Regions from separate parts of the Homo sapiens genome. Here region 1 is linked to region 2. Evidence: chromatin contacts called from ENCODE Hi-C or POLR2A ChIA-PET data. All regions are on one chromosome and are shown on one strand. The core of a region is the stretch at or near the end of the contact, and the rest is flanking DNA. Distances in the headings are between cores, read along the strand shown. Region 1 holds the start of LINC02554 (long intergenic non-protein coding RNA 2554). Region 2 overlaps MIATNB (MIAT neighbor).

The links. A loop is a pair of places that touch in the nucleus more often than their neighbours do. ChIA-PET counts read pairs that join two places held with the same protein, here RNA polymerase II (POLR2A). Pooled maps may share reads with other maps.
Region 1: a map of chondrocyte shows a loop between it and region 2 (2.6-fold over the local background). The contact joins the promoter of LINC02554 here to the enhancer-like site in region 2. A Hi-C loop is called at or near these places in 4 of 168 maps with a recorded cell type or tissue (MCF 10A, chondrocyte, colonic mucosa and 1 more), 1 of 37 single-sample maps with no recorded cell type and 3 of 50 pooled maps. POLR2A ChIA-PET finds 5 or more read pairs at or near these places in 2 of 52 experiments (H1 and WTC11).

The regions. Positions count from the first base shown.
Region 1 is chr22:27,308,372-27,314,403 of GRCh38, reverse strand. It overlaps LINC02554 (long intergenic non-protein coding RNA 2554), which reads right to left and starts at 3,753. Exons shown (of 2, transcript NR_134581.1): 1 at 1-3,753. RefSeq lists a silencer at 82-283 and enhancers at 2,234-3,007, 3,008-3,782.
Region 2 is chr22:26,679,072-26,684,557 of GRCh38, reverse strand. All of the region lies in intron 1 of MIATNB (MIAT neighbor), which reads right to left. Among named protein-coding and RNA genes, the nearest start is that of MIATNB, 9.0 kb to the right of the region's middle. RefSeq lists enhancers at 2,166-2,989, 2,990-3,814. Within about 2 kb of position 2,942, at least 3 of the 41 ENCODE cell types and tissues checked have a DNase peak (open chromatin) inside an H3K27ac peak, as active enhancers do.

The DNA of each region.
Region 1 (6,032 bases), core at 2,504-5,003, 630 kb before region 2:
CCCACCGTTGGATCATCAGCCATACATGGGCAGAAACTTGCCTTTCTTGAAGTTGTAACTTCAAAATCCAGCCCCATGGCATGGCCCATGGCCCAGAGAACGTACTCTGGTGCTAGAGAGTGCTGTTGCTGTGATTAAGGGTGCCAGGGTGCTTGCAAGTCCAAACACACCAAAGCCATTAAAACGGCCACTGATTTGTTCAGGAGAGTGAACGAATAATGAACCAGGCAGTTCTTGTACACTTACTATGTGCTAGCAGCAAGCTAAGCCCTTGATACACATGTCCTCTTGAATTTTGATAGCCACCCTTGGGATTTCCACCTCCTAATTTTCAGATGGGTAAACTGAGGCTCAGAGGCAAGGGATGACTTATCTTGAGCTGGGATTTCAGTCCTGGCCCAGATGTCCACTTCGCCCACACCCTGTGGCTTCCTTTATGAATTACCCCAGAACCAGGCCCATAATGAGTAGTTGACACATGGTTGTTGAATAACCAAATGTCTGCTGGACAGCAGTTTCCATGAACATTTGTATTTCAACATTTTTTCCAGGAGACATTTTTACAGGAGACGTTGCTGTCCTGGAAGGACACTTCTTAGAAATATCTGTTTTCTTTCTTGCTTTTCTGTAAACAGAGCATCCAATCTCTCCCACTCTCTTGCATTTTTTTAAAGAATTAATTGCCCTTTTCATGGCTTTGGTGTGTTTGTACTTGCAAGCACCCTGGCACCCTTAATCACAACAACAACATTCTCTATGAACAGAGAAAATTTGAACAGTCATTAAGCACCAGTGAATGTGGAGCGTATTAATGGGCAAACAGTAAGTCGGGGGAGAAGAAAATGTTTTTCTCTTGCAAAGTACATACGAAAAGTTGATCCAAACCAACATGCTGCCATAAATCTGTTAATTTTGGCAAATTACTGGGAGTTAGCAGGGGCGGCTGGAGAGAAGGAGGCAAAAGGTTGGCCGGAAACTGCCCACCCACTTCAGAAAGGAGAAGCTGCAAGCCGGAGGGAGCCGGTGGCTTCACTCTTTGCCCAGAAGCTGGCTGCCCTTTGCTGGGGTTTCTCTGGTCTTGAAGCCAGTGTGTGACTGTCTCTCTAGGTAGCCGGGGCCGTGGCCCGATTAAGAATGCAGCCTGAAACTGGGATGAAGGGAGGCCCAGGCCTGAGGGCCAGGCCTGAGGGGCTGCAGCCTCTCAGGGGGCTCTACGGTTCTTTCCCATTCCAATTGCATTGCTGGTCCACTCTGGGCCCCTGACCTGGGCTGCCTCCTCCCGACCCCTTTCCTCCTCCTCCCCCACACCCAGACCCAGTCTGGCTTTGGTCTGTTTCCTTTGGCTCAGACCTTGTATTGCTCTCTCTGTTCTGGGACTGAATTAGGTTCAGGGGTAGGGGGAGGGAATTGACTGTGTGCTGTAAGAGTGTATGTGTGCCTCTAGATGGCTGTGTGCCTGGATGTGATGTATGTGTGCATGCATGTGTGCATATATGTGCATGTATGAGGGCACGTGAGTGTATGTGCACGAGTGTGTGCATGTGAATGTGTGCATGTGAGTATGTGTGTGCACATACGTGTGTGTGAATGTATGTGTGTGTGCCTATGCATGTGTGTGTACACATGAGTGTGCATGTATGAATGTGTGAATGTGTGCGTGTATGTGTGTGCCTTGAGTAGGTGTGCGCATATGCGTGTGTGTGCTTGTATGTGCATGCACATGCATGTGTGTATGTGTGGTGCATGTGAATATATGTGTACCTTGAGTATGTGTGCATGTTAGTGTGTATGTGCACGAGTATGCATGCGTGCACATGAATGTGCATATGTGTGTGCATGCATATGTTTGTGTGTGTACAAATATGTGCATGTTAGTGTGTGTGTGTGCACACTTGAGTATGCATGTGTATGTGTACACCAGCCTAGGTGCTAGTGTGTTAGAGAGGGGTGGGGAGGAGCTGCTGGTGTCACTCAAGGCTTTTGATAACAAAGAACATTTTTTCTTCCCAGTGGAAACAAAACCCAGCCTTCCAGAGACAACTCATGCCCTCTCAATCTCCCTCTCTCCACCCCCTCCTTGTTCCCCTCTCTGCCCCTCCTTCTCTCTCCTCCAGAATGTTTTCTTTCTCAGTGCTCTTTTTCTCATCTTAGATTGCTTTCTCTGTCTTTCAGGCTTCTCATCATCTTCTCGATTTTTTTCCCGTTTCTCATTCATATTTCTGTCTCTCGCCATCACTCTCCCGTCTCCTCTCTCTCTCTCCCCTTTCTCTCGCTCCTTCTTTCCTCCTGTCCTCTCCCCTGACCCTGATTCATCCTGTGGAGTTCAGAGCTGTCACACTACGGACTTCACCATGTGAGCAGGAAATGAAGGAGAAACACAAACGCCACTTCTCTTGGAGCCAGTCTTAACTCACAGATTCCGTGGGGCACAGAGGTGACGGCAAGATGCAGAATGCCAAGTCCCCTTCTCGCCACTCCTCTGTCGGGTGGGGCTGTGGGGCCTGCAGGAGGCTCCTCTGTCCCAGGTGCCTTTTCCTGCCTCTTCCTTTTCCTGGCGGACACAATCCTCTCCTTTGCGGCTTGCTCCTTCTCAGCCCAGCGGGGGTTTGCTCTTTGCTGCCTGGGAAGCTGACTCCTCGGCCATGTGCTGCAGCATGAATTGGTTAACATATTTACAGTAAATATGCTCCTGGTTATGCCGGAGGAAGGGGCTGCTTTGGTTAAGCATTTATTACTGAGGCGGCTATTTTCAATGTGTTCCACATGATCATTCGGCAAAGCTGCAATTCGGCACTTGTTCTAGGCTTGAAGGAATCGCTTCCCCAGAGGTGACCCTTGGCGGGAGATTGCATGTCACTACATGAGGAATGGCCGCGGCGGGTGTGATGGGTAGGCTGTCTGCCTTCTCTGACCTCAATCGCTTTCCTGCGGTGCGGCTGCCGGGACAGATGAGGGTTGACACAAAGTGCTTATAATTTCCTTTGGAAAGTGGCAGAATGATAATGGGGTGCTGAGCCCCGACCGGTTGGCCTTCACAGGCCGGGAACTCCTGTTGGGAGTGGCCGTCCTAATGGGGACAGGGAGAGGCTTCGGTTGAATTAAGAGAATGCCCAGCAGGTGGGGAGAAAGTTGCAGATTCAGGAGGCAGATTATTTTGGGACCCAAAGCTAGCGGGCCACGCAAGGAACAGGTTGTACCGAGTGCCTGCTGCGTCCTCAGCACCACGCAGTGAATGTTCTCCCATGCACTGCGATGTCTCCATCAGCGTGAGGCCTAGTTGGGGTGCAGAGGCAGTGCAGCACAGTGGTGACAAACCCCGATCCTGTGCCCACACACTCCAGCTCTGCCCATCCCCAGCCCGGTGGCTCTGCACGAACGACCTGACCACGCTCATGTCTTGGTTTCTCTGCATGTGAGGGGGACGACATCAGTGCCTGCTCAGAGGGCCGTCCTGAGCATCCTAGGGGCCAAAGTTGGGGAGCACTTCGAACAGGGCTGGGCACACAGCAAGCTCTGTTGGAGCGCTATTAGCATTGTTGTCATTGCTGTTGTTGTTATTCTGTGTTTAAGAATGCAATATATGAATAGATGAGGCAGGCTTCCATAAGATAAATCAGAACGCTGAGGCACTGAGACATTGAGAACCTTGTAGCCCAGCGTAAAGCACTCAGGAGTTGGAAGTGGGGTTAGAAATCAGTATTCATATTCCACTTGATGTCTCTGAGGGGCAGCCCTTCCGAGGTTTGTCTCCTGCCCTCCCTCCCTCCCCCCTCCTTCCCTCCCTCCCCCCTCCTTCCCTCCCTCCCCCCTCCTTCCCTCCCTCCCTTCCTTCCTTCCTTCCTCTCTTCCTTTTTTCCTTTTTCCCTGTACCCTTCCTTCCTTCTTTCCTCCCTCCTTCTCTTCTCTCTCTCCCTTCTTCCTTCCTTCCTTCCTTCCCTCCTTCCTTCCTTCCCATCCTCCCATCTTCCTCCATCTCTTTCTTTTTTCTTTTCTATTAAATGTTAATTTCTCCTTTTGAATAATGAGACACGCATGGCAATTGGCCATGTAAAGGACACTTGGGACAAATCTGATCATCCCTCTGGAGAGCATAGCAGCTGGGGACCATGTGGCCCTGCCCACCGTCACCCCATGGCATGCAATAGGTATTCAATGAATACTGTCTCATTTTTCCTTCATCAGAAGTCCCCTTTGGACAGATCATTCCCCATCTCTGGGCCTGAAAATATGCCAGACCAGGTGCCTTGGATCTGGGTCCTCCTGGCCCTGAATCCTGCACCTATCAAGCAGAGCAACCCTGGGTGAATCCTGGAACCTCCCTGGACCTCGGGGCTTCCATCTGCAGAATCTTCTCCTGGGAGTTGTGAGGCTTAGGGGAGGAGAGGAAGGCTCTCTGGGAGCCAGCAGGGCCAGGAGCATCTTGACCTCTTGCAAAGCTGGGCCTTTGCAAAGCAAAGCTTGACCTCTTGCAAAGCTCTTGCAAAGCTGGGCCTGGTTATTGGCAGGATCTATAAGCATCTGGCTGATCTAGGCTATTCTTGGACTTTAAAAAATAGCCAGAGGTGCAATCGTGGTTACACAAAGTAGGCACTCTGAAAATATTTGAGCTCTGCAGGATGCATTAGGAGAAATGCTAACAATGTTAGCATTCCTGGAAGGAAGGGTCTGGAAGAAAGCTCAGGCTAATTTAGGAGATCCCCTCTGTGCCATCCTCTCTTAGGACACCTTCCAGCTTGCAGTGCCCTTTTCTTCTGTTTTCATATATATATATATTTTGTTTTGTTTTGGTTTTGGTTTTTTTTGAGACAGAGTCTCACTCTGTCACCCAGGCTGGAGTGCGGTGGTGCAATCTTGGCTCACTGCAGCCTCCGCCTCCCAGGTTCAAGTGATCCTCCTGCCTCAGCCTCCCAAGTAGCTGGGATTATGGGTGCCCACCCCATGCTCAGCTAATTTTGTGTGTGTGTGTTTTTAGTAGAGATGGGGTTTCACCATGTTGGCCAGGCTGGTCTCGAACTCCTGACCTCAGGTGATATGCCCACCTAGGCCTCCCAAAATGCTAGGATTACAGGCGTGAGCCACCACACCTGGCCCTGTTTTCCTATTGAGTGCATGCATGAACACATGAGTCGGGGTGGGTTGTGTCGCCTTTAGACAGATTTAGTCTCTCCACACAGGTATTTGATTTGGGTATGAGGAAGGTTGCTTCAAGCTGGTCAGGGCTGTGGTAATGAAACATTGTTAGCATTTCCAGATCTGGAAGAATGGTCTGTGTCCTAGCCATCTGGGAATATCGTAACTGGCTGTCTTCTCTCTCTCTTGTCCACTCTAAGACATGAAAATATAACTAATAATTGTTCATTTCAGAGACTCTTTCCAACCACAGGGACAAAAAGAGTGGCCCTTCCTCAGAAACCCAAACCTGACCACATTGCTCTCCTCCTCACATACTATCTTAGTTTGAATTTCCCCAGAAGCAGACTTTGAGATAAGGAACTAGGGACAAGAAATATTTTTGGGGAGGGGATTCCAGGAAGCCCCAAGATGGGAGTGGGAGAAATAATCCAGCCAATAAAGGGTATGTCTTAAAGCCAGTTATCAGTGTGGGTGACTGGAGCTCACTCCAGCAGACAAATTCTAGAAAGCCCTAAAATCCAAGCTTCAGAATTCATCCCACCTGAGGAGTGAGGGAGCTGGGGTATTGATACACCATCTCCCAAGAGTCACTAGCTGAGAGCTGCTTTGGGTTGGGGCAGGAAAATCCCTTGGCACTTCCAGCCTACCCTGTGGATCTCTAGAACAATCCCTAAGACTCAAAGATACCAACAGCTGAGCACACTGAATTAATAAGGCTGAAGGCTGCAAGTAAGTTTCCAACAGGGCTGCTACACAACCCTCTCTCAGTCTGTATACCTTTTGCTCACAGAACTTTCCTGGCTGTTAAATGCCTCTTCCCCATGCTTTTAAGCACTCCTTTCCCCAAATGTCATGCTTCTTGCAACTGTGTTTAACTGTCTGTGCATTTGTCTGCTTGC
Region 2 (5,486 bases), core at 1,693-4,192:
AAGAATAACAGACAGAAGTGTCTGGAAGTCACAGGCACAGGGTAGCTGGTCCACAGTGGAGACAGAGGAGTCTCAGCCCCACAACACCAGTGTGGATGGTGTCTTTGATAAATGCAGTTTCTCACCTGGACTCCTCCACAGCCTCCGCCCCAGGCTTCCTGCTTCCCCGTCCCCCTCCAATCCATTCTGCACCCAGCAGCTGGAAGCCAGTGTTTACAGCATAAATCAGAGGTGTCACTCTGCAGTACAAAACCCTCCAATGGCTTCCAAATATACTTAGAGTCAAATCAGATTCCTTATTGTGGCTCAGCAGGCCCTGAGTTATCCAACCCTGGCTTGCCCCTTCAACATTACATCCCACCAGCCTCTTATGCTCTGGCCTTACCTCTGTCCCTTCAGCATGGCAAGCTTTATCCCCACCTCAGTACCTTTGCCCCTGCTGTTCCCCCTGCTGACACTTTCTCCTAATGTCGCATGGCTGACTCCATCTTAACAGCTCAAATGCCACCTCCTCTGAGAGGCCCTCTCTGACCACCGCCTGATCTTGCCCATCCTCCACTCCACCCGGGCCATCCTGTCCCACTGTCCTGCCGTACTTCTTTTCATAGCAATAAACAGTGGTAGAAAGGATTTAACTTTCTTGTTTCTATACTGAATGCCTGTCTCCCCCACTGGACTGAGAATTCCATGAGGACAGACATTTAGTTTCTTCTCACCACTCTATTCTAGGTGCCTAGCACAGAGCCTGGCACATGGACAGTGTCAATGCATATCTGATCTACTACTGAATCCAAATCTAAAGTCTAGATGGGGAAAAAAAAATAAACAGGACCTGCTTGCCCAGAGACCAAAGCAGTGAGTGAACTCGCTCAGGCTTAGTCAAGGAGGGTGTTATGCATAGACAAGATGTAGTGACCGGAGGGGTCTTATCCTGGGCTCATGTGGGGAAAAAAGGGAACAGTCCAGGCAAAAACAAATGAAGGGCTCAGAGACACAGCACTGGAGGTGAAGGAAACTGAACACTGATGATTTTTCTTATTCCGTACATCATTCATATATCAAGATTCCCGTTTTCCTTATGAAACTGTGAGGCTGGTGAGAAAGCTGCCACAGCTGTCCAAAACAGAAGGCTGGTGGTTTGGACTGGGGCAATGTCAGGGGGATAGAATAAAGTGAGAAGAGATATTTAGGGCCGAATGTGGTGGCTCATGCCTATAATCCCAGCACTTTGGGAGGCAGAGGCGGGCATATCACTTGAGGTCAGGAGTTCGAGACAAGCCCAGCCAACATGGTGAAACCCTGTCTCTACTAAAAACACAAAAATTAGCCAGGCGTAGTGGCGGGAGGCAGGAGAATCGGTTGAACCCAGGGGGCGGAGATTGCAGTGAGCCGAGATGGTGCCACTGCACTCCAGCCTGGGCGACAGAGTGAAACTCTGTCTCAAAAGAAAAAAAAAAGAAGGCCAGGCGCGGTGGCTCACGCCTGTAATCCCAGCACTTTGGGAGGCTGAGGCAGGCGGATCATGAGGTCAGGAGATCGAGACCATCCTGGCTAACACGGTGAAACCCCGTCTCTTCTAAAAATACAAAAAATTAGCTGGGCGTGGTGCCGGGTACCTGTAGTCCCAGCTACTCGGGAGGCTGAGGCAGGAGAATGGCATGAACCCGGGAGGCAGAGCTTGCAGCGAGCCGAGATAGAGATAGCGCCACTGCAGTCAGGCCTGGGCGAAAGAGCAAGACTCCTTCTTAAAAAAAAAAGAAAAGAAAAAAGAGAGAGATTTAGGCGGTAAGATGACAGGACTTCGACAATGGCTGTGACAGAGATTGAGGAAGGAAAGAAAAATGACTGTCAGGTTTCTTTTTCAAGCAACCGGAGAGACTGGGGCTCTTTCCTGAGATGGAAAATGCTGGAAGGGACTAGGATTTGGGGAAAAAAGATCCTGAGATCAGCTGAGACAGAAACAAAGTTGTTTCTTAAAAGGAACTGTATCCTTGTTTATTGCTGCATAATGAACCTCTCCAAGACCTAGAGGCTTAAAACTACCATCATTTTGCTCAGTAACCTGCAATTGGAGCATGGCTTGGTGTGGACAGTTTGTCTCTGCTCCATGCAGTATCCACTGCAGTGACTCAATTAGAGCTGGATGACCCACCTTCAAAATGGTTCATCCATAGGATTGCCAGGAGCTCAGCCAAGGCTGTGGGTGAGAGCCTTGGTTCCTCTCCACGTGAGCCTCTTGAAGCTGCTTGGGCTTCCTCACACCATGGTGGCTGGGTTCCAAGAGTGAGTATTGCCCTCCCGCGTTTTATGAACTAGCTTTGGAAGTCACATGGCATCACTTCCACCAAAGTCACAAACCACCCAGAGTCAAGGGGAGAAGGGTCAAAGTCACATTATAAGAGGCGCACGTGGGATGGGAGATATTGTTACAGCCATTTTTGTAACAATAATAATTTCTGTTTATGGCACCAGGAACATGGGGGCCTTTCACCCTTGTGACCATCCTAGAAAGAAGATCCTAGTGTTACCCCCATTTTATAAATGGGGATACAGAGGCTCAGAGAGCTGACGTGACTTGTCCAAGGTGACACAGTATGGGAATCCAGACTTGACACTGGACCTGTCCCACCTCCAGTTGGCTCAGACAAGAGCCAGCTTCATTTTTCTCTGTACTTCAGTGCCCAGTACAGGGTCTGGCCCCAGATCCAGGGGTGCAGGTGCTGGGCGAGAGGCTGAAATCAAAGACCGTGAGAGTCCACGGGGCCTCCGTCATTCCAGCCTGAGAACCTGGGAAAGCGTAAAGGCGGTTGAGGCCTGACCCCACTGCCAGAAGGTGATGTCTGGTATGAGCTCCCCGGTGGCCTGGCGTCCCTGAGATGGCTGGGAAAATGCCCCCTCAGCCCTGTGCCTCCAAGATGTTCTCTTTCCTGGGGCCTGGGCTGGAGGCTCTGGCACATTCCTTACATTCCAGAGCTTTCCTCTGGGAGGAAGCCTCCTTCACACAGGAGAGGCCTCTTGAGTGAAGATTAGGAAATCGCTAGTGTTTCAGGCTGAACAGCACCAGCTCCCCACAGCGGTCTCTGTCCCCCTGGCTACATGGCTACGCCGCTGTTGTGGGTGCTTTGCAGGGGAGGATCTGTTTATAGGCCATGGGCCAGGCAAGAGATGACTGTAGGGACTGGGCCGCCATGACTGTGGCTTCTTGAGTGCTCACCACAGGCAGGCTCAGAGGATAAAGAGGCCAGAGCTGCCGGCCAGCTTGCTCCATGACTTGGTCCTGTTGCTCCCCGGTCTAATCCTCAGGCCACTCTGTCTTCCCCCAACCCTGTTGGCCTGCCATACCTGCCCAAGGCCAAGAGAAACCATCAACACATGAAACAGGAATTGAGAGCCCATCACATGCAGACACGTTGCATATGCTCTCTTGCCAAATCCGGGTAGCTTCATTGAAAGGGACACAGTTGGGCCGGGCGCGATGGCTCATGCCTGTAATCCCAGCACTTTGGGAGGCCAAGGTGGGCGGATCACCTCAGATTGGTATTTCGAAACCAGCCTCACCAACATGGAGAAACCCCATCTCTACTAAAAATACAAAATTAGACGGGCATGGTGGCACACACCTGTAATCCCAGCTACTCGGGAGGCTGAGGCAGGAGAATCACTTGAACCCAGGAGGTGCAGGTTGCGGTGAGCTGAGATCGCACCATTGCACTCCAGCCTGGACAACAGAGTGAAACTCCGTCTCAAAAAAAAAAAAAGAAAAGAAAAAGAAAAAGAAAGGAACACAGTTATTCCCATTTTACAGATGGAGAAACTGAGGCTCAAACAGGGGAAGTCATCAGCCCTAAGTCACATAACCAGTAAGGGGTGGATCTGGCTACTCCCTAATTTGCCTGGACACCACCCACTAGAAAAGCCCAACTGACTCTTGTTTCATTCATTCAGTAAAATGTTGTTGACTCCCAACTCTGTGCCAAGTGCAGTACTGGGTACCCAGGGTACAGCTGTGAAGCAGGCTGCATTGCCCCTGCCCTTGTGGTGCTCACAGTCAGGGGAGCAGTCAATGAGCCAATAAATATGAAATCACAAACTGTGCTCAGATCCCCGAGGGCAATGAACACCCTGCAGGGAGAAGGAGTGACAGGAGAGAAACCAGCATAGAAAGAGTAACTGGGTTCGATCCCACAAGACGGAGTCAGCATTTTGGGGTGATGCGGCCCCATGGGTGTGGTGACCACCTTGAATCCAGGTTTCTCCATCCTCCAACCATGTGTCTTTGGGTGAGTTTCTTCACCTCTCTAAGCTTCAGTGCCTCCTCCTATAAAATGGGGGTGGTAATGAAACTCGTAAACTATTTCTGAGCACTTCATACATCAATGTGTCCAAACCATTCAGCACAGAGCCTGCATGGAGCAAACACTCGGAAAACAGTACCGGCCACTTTAACTCAATCCAGGTGAATGAAGGTGTGTTTGGAGGTGGAGAGAGAAGGAACAGTTTTGCCTGCAGGAAGAGCTCACAGCATCAGCGAGTTCTTGGAATAGTCTAGGCCTCAGAGGTCGATGGTTGGGGGATCCTGCATTGCTGAAAACACCAGTGTTATCAAAATAGTGAACCCTGCTGAGAGTGGCAGGATGGAATGGAAGCCAAAGGCGTACTTTGCCCATTTGGTGGAGGAGTAAGCTGAGGCTTAGAGAGGGGAAGTCACTTGGCTTGGCCTCTGTTAGGAAAAGGAGCCCTCGGCTGGGCAAGGTGGCTCACTCCCAGCACTTTGGGAGGCCGAGGCGGGTGGATCACAAGGTCAGGAGTTCAAGACCAGCCTGACCAAGATGGTGAAACCCCGACTCTACTAAAAATACAGAAATTAGCCAGGTGCAGTGGCAGGCGCCTGTAACCCCTGCTACTAGGGAGGCTGAGGCAAGAGAATCGCTTGAACCTGGGAGGCAGAGGTTGCAGTAAGCCGAGATCGCGTCACTGCACTCCAGCCTGGCGATAGAGTGAGACTCCATAAAAAAAAAAAGGAAAAAAAAGAAAAGAAGGAAGGAAGGAAGGGAGGAAGGGAGGGAAGGAGGGAGGAAGGGAAGGAGGGAGGGAGGGAAGGAGGGAGGGAGAGAGAGAGAGAAAAGAAAAGGAGCCCTCCGCAAAAATGAAGAGTGGTTTTCCAGAGTTTCTGTCCTCAGCTGCATTCTCTCCAGTCCCTATCCTTGTCCCACCCATGCCAAGTCCTACTCAATGCCCTAAAACTCTGTGATTTCCAGAGTATCCCGTAGAGCATCCAGCCCCAAATGCCCCTGAGAGGAACTGAGTTTCCAATAATAAGCAGTGAGGGTTTGGTGCAACACCACCATCTCCTGGTCGCTCCTGTGAACTACAGCTCTGGCTGGGCCACAGAGCACCTACAAAGCGGACTGGACTCCCAGGAGCTACACGACACTGACATGCAACAGACTAAATGCAGAGGCAGATATCAGAATGCAACACAATCT